Regions from separate parts of the Homo sapiens genome. Here region 2 is linked to region 1. Evidence: read pairs that join two places in POLR2A ChIA-PET (ENCODE). Cell type or tissue: endothelial cell of umbilical vein. All regions are shown on one strand. Each heading gives the region's core, and the rest is flanking DNA. Links, peaks and the distances in the headings are about the cores only. Region 1 overlaps HS3ST2 (heparan sulfate-glucosamine 3-sulfotransferase 2). Region 2 overlaps SCNN1B (sodium channel epithelial 1 subunit beta).

Region 1 (4,390 bases), core at 320-4,319:
GGTACTAGCTTACTTCACCCATACCTTGATTTTTCTGGTCTTAACTGTGTTTTCATGTCATCTTACTGTCTTTTCTCTTTCTTTCTTTTGTTTTCTTTCTTTTCTCTTCTTTCTTTTTTTCTTTTGTTAATTGAGACAGAGTCTTGCTTTGTTGCCCAGGCACTGGAGTGCAACGGCGCAATCTCAGCTCACTGCAGCCTTGACTTCCTGGGCTCAAGTGATCCTCCCACCTCAGCCCCATCAAGTAGCTGAGACTACAGGTATATACCACCATGCCTGGCTAATTTTTGTATTTTTTTGTAGGGACACGGTTTCACCATGTTGCCCAGGCTGGTCTCAAACTCCTGAGCTCAAGCAATCCAGTCACCTAGCCCTCCCAAAGTTCTGGGATTACAGGCGTGTGCCACCACGCTAGCCTTGTCTTTTTGCCTAAGCCTATGCTCAACTCTTGTCCTTCTGCTCAAATGTCCCCCAGGTTTTCTCTGATCACTTAATTTCCTCATTACACTTATTCTCTTTCTTTTCCTTTATCACAAGTTGTAATTATTTTTTTTTATTTTGCCCATTATCTCCTCCACCAAACCAGAGGCCCCATGAGGGCAGCAAGTACTACATCTATGTTATTTATAGCCGTGACTTCAGCACTTAGCAAGATGGCTGGTGAAGAGTGGGTGCTCAGCAAATATTTGCTGAGTAAGTACATGCCCATATTACTCTGGTTTGGATTCCCTTTGGCTGCACCAATATTGTTTTGAGTCAGAGGCTCCCAAACTTTAGTAATTGAAGGACCAACTTTTTACCATATTCAAGGACTTAGACTATTATTTTCTTAATATTTGTGTTTAGATCAATTTACATTTTCTACCTTCACTATGTGTTTAAGCTTCATCCTAAACGATGAAGTTGGTTAAGTAAAAGTGATGACCTGGTTCCAATTTTCTAAAATACATTAAAATAAGCATCTTTGCCTTGCCTAACTTTAATGAGACTCGTAGCCTGGAGTTTACGGGGACAGGTACTAGAGTCAAAACACTTGAATTTGTATCTTAGCTTCGCTATTCAGTACCTTGGGTCTTTGGGCGGGTTACTTCTCTGCCTAATTCCCTCAAATTATAATAAGGTTAAAATAAGGCTATAAAGTTAATAGTAATAGCTCCTTGATGATATTCTGTGGTATTTATATGAGATAATACATGTAAAAGCTCATATAGCTATGCCTACCACAAGGCATGTAAAAATGTAACTGTAAAAAATGTAAATTTCATCCGTGAATCACTTGTGAGCCACAAAGACGATAAGTAAACACACTTTGGGAAATTCTTTCTAAAGATCTCGGGCTACTGCATTTCCTCCAGGAGCTCACGTCTTCTTGATTTAGGCTTTGATTCCTTCCCATCTTATTCATTTAACAAGCACAATATTTGGTGGGTATGATTCATTCTCTTTTGCCTGCCTATGATGGCATGGCACAGTGACAAGGACTGAAGATACCACAGCCAGCAAGCAAGACACTGTGCCTTCCTGATGGGGTTCACAGACTAACTAGGGGGAAGGCAATAAACAGATATGCAAGATAATTACAGGTTGTGCTTAGAATGATGAGGAAATAAGCCAAATAAACCACTTCAGAGAGTGACACTGTGCCTTCCTGATGGGGTCCACAGTCTAACCTGAGGGGAAAGGCAATAGATAAACAGAGAGGCAAGATAATTACAGATGGTGCTTAGAGTGATGAGGAAATAAGCCACTTCAGAGACTGACATTTGAAAGTGGTGATATTCTAACTGAGACCTGAGCATGAGAAGGATTGAGCCACAGGAAGAGCCAGGGTAAAGTGATCCAGGCAGAAAGAACAGCACAGCCCTAGAGACAGAAAGGGAAAGGACTGGGGGATTCAAGAGTGTCTGCTAGTTCATCTTGCTGGGTTTTGCAAATGCCTTCCAGAACTGACATGCAGAGCTGGACCATTCTATACCAAAGCCTAGAAAAGAACTCACATGTGTATAGTTTAGGCAGGCTTTGAACCTGCAGGAGTATTAGTGACCCAACAACTACCCATGTGGTTTTAGGCACATCTGAGACATGAATTATATGTAGGCAGCTGACTTCCCAGTGCATGGCCCTTGCTCCCTCTATGATGAGAAAACCAACTCCTGCTCACCCCTTGCAATCATGGAGCTTAATGTATCCTGGTACGACAACAACATTCGGGAGTCAGATGGAAAGCATTCCTATCATTGGTTAATTTCCTCCAAGGAGGCAACAGGTGTTGGCTCCAACCACTGCAATTGGATCACCTCCAACTACCCACTAGGGGGCGCTGCTATGCTGCAAGAAGTGGGGCAGGCTTGCGGAACTCATCCCTGCAAAACCATTAATACCCCCGGGAGACTGAAGTGTGAAGTTGTAAAGCTTGGTGTTAACAAACAAAATAAACTCACTGACTCATGCAGTTGTTGGCTGAGGAGTTTGCCTGGGAAACATTCAGATCTGGTGGGAAAGGATGAGGGTGCAGATGGTGGAGGGTGGGGACTCCGTGGACAATTCAGGCAGGAAACTGGGAGGTGGAGGAGGTTTCAGAGCAGGGAAGCTGGCGTCAGGAAACGGCTGGGTTGACCGGCTCCATACTCAGCCTAGTGCTGGGCAGAATAGAAAACGTTATGTGCTTAGTAGCAGGATATTGAGAGCACTACATTCTAATGGTTTCTATATTCTCTGTGGAATGGGATGCAAGGTCACCTACTAAGAGTGGCAAGAAAGGGCAGGGTTTGGTCATTTGCAGAGAAAGGGAACGGTCTGAAATAGTCATGCAGAGCTAGAAAGCCAGTTGTCCAGAGACACATGGTGGAATTGTGCTGTGTGCTAAAGGCCCCTGAATTAGTCTGTTCTCATGCTACTAATAAAGACATACCCAAGACTGGGTAATCTGTAAAGGAAAGAGGTTTAATAGACTCACAGTTCAGCGTGGCTGAGGAGGCCTCAGAATCATGGCGAAAGGTGAAGGAAGAGCAAAAACACGTCTTACATGGCAACAGGCAAGAGAGAGAGCATGTGCAGGGGAATTCCCCTTTATAAAACCATCATGTCTCATGAGACTTATTCACTACCATGAGAACAGCATGGGAAAAACCCACCCTCATGATTTAATTACCTCCCACCAGGTCCCTCCCATGACACATAGGAATTACGGGAGCTACAATTTGATATTTGGGTGGGGACACAGCCAAACCATATCAGCCCCCTTTGTGTTGGCAATCAGATATCTGGAGTGGAACCAGCCTTTGATTTCAGGTGTTCTCCAGCAGTGCTCTGCCCTGCTGAGTATAGAGAGAGGGCACTCAGGTGCTCCTGGCACCCAGTGTTGCCTCAGGAAGCTTCTTGCACAGGTCCCTGGCCCTTTTTGAGGGTCTCCTGCAGGTACTCAGGGATGATCTGTCATTCTCTCTGGAGGTGGTGGCTCCAAAATTTCTATATGGGGGAAGGGGTAGGAGTGGCCCCATCAGAGGAAGGATAGAAAGCTTGTCTGGGAGTTGCCATGCATGCTGTTTCGTGGCATGCATTCACTCTGATTGACTAATGGAGACTAGAGGGGGATAAAGATCCCTTTGGCCTCCACTTGGTACCATCACTGTCCCCATGTGCCATTTTGTTTCCTGGATGCTAATGTCACTGGGGAACATCTCACGAGAGCAAGCTGACTCAGGCTGGAAGCTAGAAAGTAGAGCCTAGCTAGAGACAGGCACTGGGCTGCTCCCCACAGTTCTGATCATGAGTGAAGAGAGCTGTGGTGGGTCCTGAGCTGGCTGGGACAGACGTCAGAAGGGAGTGAGTGAGAGGTCACCAATTGAATTTGGTTATAGATTAGACATGGGTGTTGCTTGGACAACTGGTGAATGGTGGGGCCATTAACTGAGACATGAGAAGTGGTAAGTTGAGGAGAAATAACTGAAGTGTGTATGGAGAAAGAATGGTCAGTGGGGGGCAGGGGCGGGGAGGAAGAAAGAATGTGTTCCCAAAGGAAGAAAAACAAGTTTCAACAAGCAGGGAGTGGGCAAGTGCTTCAGAGGCCACAGAAAAGTGAAACATGACCAAGATTCGAGATGGAGTTGGCATTTAGGGTTGTGTTCGGAGAGTACCGCTTCAGAAGACGATGGGGTGGGAGGAGATGGAGCAAGAGGAGGATGAATGTGAGGTGAGGAAATGAAGCCATGCAGCTTTATTCCAAGAACTCTGGCTGGGAAGAAAAGGAGATATACAGGACTGTCGCAGGAGCAGGTGAAGGGATAGATAGCTGGTTTTTTTGAAAATGAAAAAGGCTTGAACTAAAGGGGGAAATCAAGTAGAGAAAGAGGAACCTGCTAATAGATGGTCACGGTGCATTACACTTTAT
Region 2 (4,390 bases), core at 1-4,000, 480 kb after region 1:
CTTTGTGTGGATCACCATCATCAAGCTGGTGGCCTTGGCCAAGAGCCTACGGCAGCGGCGAGCCCAAGCCAGCTACGCTGGCCCACCGCCCACCGTGGCCGAGCTGGTGGAGGCCCACACCAACTTTGGCTTCCAGCCTGACACGGCCCCCCGCAGCCCCAACACTGGGCCCTACCCCAGTGAGCAGGCCCTGCCCATCCCAGGCACCCCGCCCCCCAACTATGACTCCCTGCGTCTGCAGCCGCTGGACGTCATCGAGTCTGACAGTGAGGGTGATGCCATCTAACCCTGCCCCTGCCCACCCCGGGCGGCTGAAACTCACTGAGCAGCCAAGACTGTTGCCCGAGGCCTCACTGTATGGTGCCCTCTCCAAAGGGTCGGGAGGGTAGCTCTCCAGGCCAGAGCTTGTGTCCTTCAACAGAGAGGCCAGCGGCAACTGGTCCGTTACTGGCCAAGGGCTCTGTAGAATCACGGTGCTGGTACAGGATGCAGGAATAAATTGTATCTTCACCTGGTTCCTACCCTCGTCCCTACCTGTCCTGATCCTGGTCCTGAAGACCCCTCGGAACACCCTCTCCTGGTGGCAGGCCACTTCCCTCCCAGTGCCAGTCTCCATCCACCCCAGAGAGGAACAGGCGGGTGGGCCATGTGGTTTTCTCCTTCCTGGCCTTGGCTGGCCTCTGGGGCAGGGGTGGTGGAGAGATGGAAGGGCATCAGGTGTAGGGACCCTGCCAAGTGGCACCTGATTTACTCTAGAAAATAAAAGTAGAAAATACTGAGTCCAGCTGTGTTGTTTGTTTGACTGGGCAGCCGAGGTGCCCTGATGGCGGAAGGGCATCCATAGTGGCTTGAGACCCAAACTGGTTTAAGGGAAAGGCTCTCAAGCCCCTCCTTCCACTGCCAGCTCCCAGGCTGACACTCACTGATCCCTGCCTGGGTTGTGTACCCATCTCTGACCCAGTCAGTGTGGCCAGTTAGATAAGCTGCTCTGACTGGTCACACCTGAATTCATCTGCCCAGACCTGAAGCCAGTTTGGCCCCCAGGAGAATCACATGGTCCAAGGGCGGTGGGGGCACAGTACCCACGGTTGCCAGATAACAATCAGGCTGCTTGGTTGAATTTGAATTTCAGATAGACAAACTGATTTTTTTTTTTTTTGAGATGGAGTCTCACTGTCATTGCCCAGGCTGGAGTGCAGTGGCACGATCTTGGCTCACTGTAACCTCTGCCTCCTGGGTTCAAGTGATTCTCATGCCTTGGCCTCGCGAGTAGCTGGAATTACAGGTGCATGCCACCACGCCCAGCTAATTTTCATATTTTTAATAGAGACGGGGTTTCACCATGTTGGCCGGGCTGGTCTCAAGCTCCTGGCCTCAGGCGATCCACCTGCCTCAGCCTCTCAAAGTGGTGGGATTACAGGCATGAGTCACCGACCCCAGCCGAAAAACTGATTTTTTTAGTATATGTACATCCATGCAATACTAGAGACACATACAAATAAATCATTTGTTGTTTTTTTTGAGCATTTTATACATATATATTTTTATAGAGATGGGGTGTCACTGTGTTGCCCAGGTGGGAGTGCAATGGCATGATCATAGCTCACCGTAGCCTCAAACTCCTGGGCTCAAGCCATCCTCCCACTTCAGCCTCCCAAGCAGCTGGAATTACAGGTGTGCACTACCATGCCTGGCTAATTTTTTTTAATTAAAATTTAATTTTAATTTTTTTCATTCTGTATTTTTAATTGCTAAATACCGTCCCCCAAAAGCTTAAGGTACCCAAAGAGAGATCAGGGAGCTGTCACCAGAGTACGGTCTGGCAGGTGCACACACAGCACTGCAGCACCCTGCTGTCACCTACCGGGCCCCTGGTGATGAAGGAGAGGCTGGCTTAGAGCCTGAGCCTCTGAGGGCCCAGCCTTCCTGGCCTAGGTCACCTGTGTCCCTTGGTCTGGAAGGTAAACAAGCTGGCCTCCCATCAAGTGCTCAGGATGGCACCTGTGGAAGAAGGAGGTGCCACAGAGTCGGTGCCACTTCAGTCAAAGGCAACGTTGCTAGGGGCTGAGTAGGGAGGGCTGAGTAGGAAACCGGGTTTCCCAGCTTGGGGCCTGGCTAGCTCGCAGGCTGGGCCCACAACTCTTGGTGGTTACCACCCTTACTACTTACTGTGTGATTACCGCTGTGATTACTTACTACTGTGATTACCGCTTTTATTACTAGCAGTAGTAGTTGTGGCCACAATCACTGTTACCATTTGTTGTTATTAAACAAGGACTACATTGGATCAAGTACTTATCATATGCCAGGCACTATGCCAGTAACTTTTTAAATTTTATTTCATTCTCATAACCACTGAGAAATAGTATAATAGCATCCCATTGCACAGGTAAGAACACTGAGGCTTAAGAGGTGAAGTAAGGTACTCGAGGTTTTTAAGTGACAAAGCTGAGACCCCAGCCTCACCCTCTGGGTGCCAATGGTCATAACAATACCAGTCCCTTACGGGAGCCCAGAGCTTTCATATTTATTATCTTATTTGAAGCTATGGGGCATTATTATCTAGCCCGCGTGACAGCTCTTCAGTTACATGTCAATTTGAACAGGCTTAAGCTACAAAGGGAATTCATTAGCTCTTGTAGTAAAAGGGTTTCAGGCATGGCTGTATGCAGGGGCTCGCCTAGGTCTGGGGTTTCTTTTTTCTTTTTTTTTGAGATGGAGTTTTGCTCATTGCCCAGGCTGGCATGCAATGGCGCTATCTCGGCTCACTGCAACCTCCCCGTCCTGGGTTCAAGCGATTCTCCTGCCTCAGCTTCCCAAGTAGCTGAGATTACAGCCGCCCACCACCACATCTGGCTAATTTTTATATTTTGATAGAGATGGGATGTCACTATGTTGGCCAGGCTGGTCTCGAACTCCTGACCCCAGGTGATCCACCCACCTCGGCCTCCCAAAGTGCTAGGATTACAGGCGTGAGCCACCATGCCCGGCCTAAGGTTTCTTTTTTTCTTGTTTTGAGACAGGGTCTCACTCTGTTGCCCAGGCTGCGGTGCAGTGGCACAATCACGGCTCACTGCAGTCTGGACCTCCTGGGCTCAAGCAATCCTCCCACCTCAGCCTCCCTCAGTAGCTGGGACTACAGGCATGCACCACCACGTCCAGCTAATTTTTGTATTTTTTGGAGAGAGGGTGTCTTCCCATGTAGCCCAGGCTGGTCTTGAACTCTTGGCTCAAGCGATCCACCAGCCTCGGCCTCCCAAAGTGCTGAGATTACACGTGTGAGCCACCACGCCTGGCCCTATCTGGTGATTCTGTGTTGCTGTCCTTCTTAGAAAGGTTTCCTCCACGTGCTGTTCTTTCTGAATATCTCTTTACACCTGCAATTGCAGCCCTGTCCCCTCAGCACAGCAATCCCAGGGGGAAGAAAGCTCTTCCTGAACATTTTCCCAGCAATAGCCCCAAGAATGAGGCTTGTTTGGACCCACCCAGGGCCCACGATCATCCTGAACAGGTCATGGCAACAGGGAATGGATGAAGATGCTGCCTGGCCGGCCCTGAGTGAATCTATGGAGGGCGGCCCTTTACAGACACCTGTAAGAGGTCCTGTTCAGAGACATTTTGGAGCTGCCTGTAGATTGTGAGGTCAGGACCAGGCTGAGGGTGAGCATCAGCTTGCCATCCCTGCTCTCAAGGGGCCATGAGGGCCAGGCTGTGGTGCAATGGCCTCATTGCTAAAAGCAGGCTCCAAGTCATTCATTCCCCTGCCCTCTGGATCTAGCGAAGAGAAATGCTGTCCCGCTCCTACTCTGAGATCCCTTTTTCACGGCTGGAAACTTAGGCCTGCAGAGCCCAAATTGCCCAAAAACAGCATTCTGTAATTCCCAACTCTACCCCAAAAGGAAAGGAGGGTTACAGATGCCAGAAGACTATGAAATTAACATTGTGGGCTGGGCACGGTGGCTCATGCCTGTAATCCCAGCACTTTCAGAGGCCGAGGTGGGCGAATCACTTGAGGTCAGGAGTTCGAGATCAGTCTGGCCAACATGGTGAAACCCCATCTCTACTAAAATACAAAAATTAGCCAGACATGGTGGCGCATGCCTGTAATCCCAGCTACTTGGGAGGCTGAAGCAGGAGAATTGCTTGAACCCAGGAGGCAGAGGTTGCAGTGAGCCGAGATCACACCACTACACTCCAGCCTGGGACACAGAGCGAGACTCTGTCTCCAAAAAAAAAAAAAAAAAAAGAAAGAAATTAACATTGTGTACATGTGGCCACCACCACTGTATTTCAGCGGCTCTTCAAATAACCCTGTGAGTTAGGTACCATTTTGACTCCCAGTTTTCAGATTAGGAAATGAGGCGCGAAGAGGTGAGGTGACTTTTCCAAG

The links. Peaks named below come from ENCODE experiments on the same cell type or tissue, not always from the same donor. Only the 100,000 strongest peaks of a DNase experiment are listed, where the experiment ranks them.
Region 2: POLR2A ChIA-PET joins it to region 1 with 5 read pairs; 2 of 35 experiments call an interaction of 5 or more read pairs at or near these places.

What each region holds. Positions count from the first base shown.
Region 1 is chr16:22,896,691-22,901,080 of GRCh38, forward strand. The region is part of intron 1 of HS3ST2 (heparan sulfate-glucosamine 3-sulfotransferase 2); the gene reads left to right. Among named protein-coding and RNA genes, the nearest start is that of HS3ST2, 85 kb to the left of the region's middle. In endothelial cell of umbilical vein, for the core only: a CTCF peak has its summit at 2,303 (motif pointing right); a DNase peak (open chromatin) is centred at 2,421.
Region 2 is chr16:23,380,516-23,384,905 of GRCh38, forward strand. It overlaps SCNN1B (sodium channel epithelial 1 subunit beta), which reads left to right. Exons shown (of 13, transcript NM_000336.3): 13 at 1-779. The coding sequence ends at 286. Among named protein-coding and RNA genes, the nearest start is that of COG7, 70 kb to the right of the region's middle. RefSeq lists an enhancer at 1-44. In endothelial cell of umbilical vein, for the core only: no CTCF peak of the experiment used is centred there; no DNase peak of the experiment used is centred there.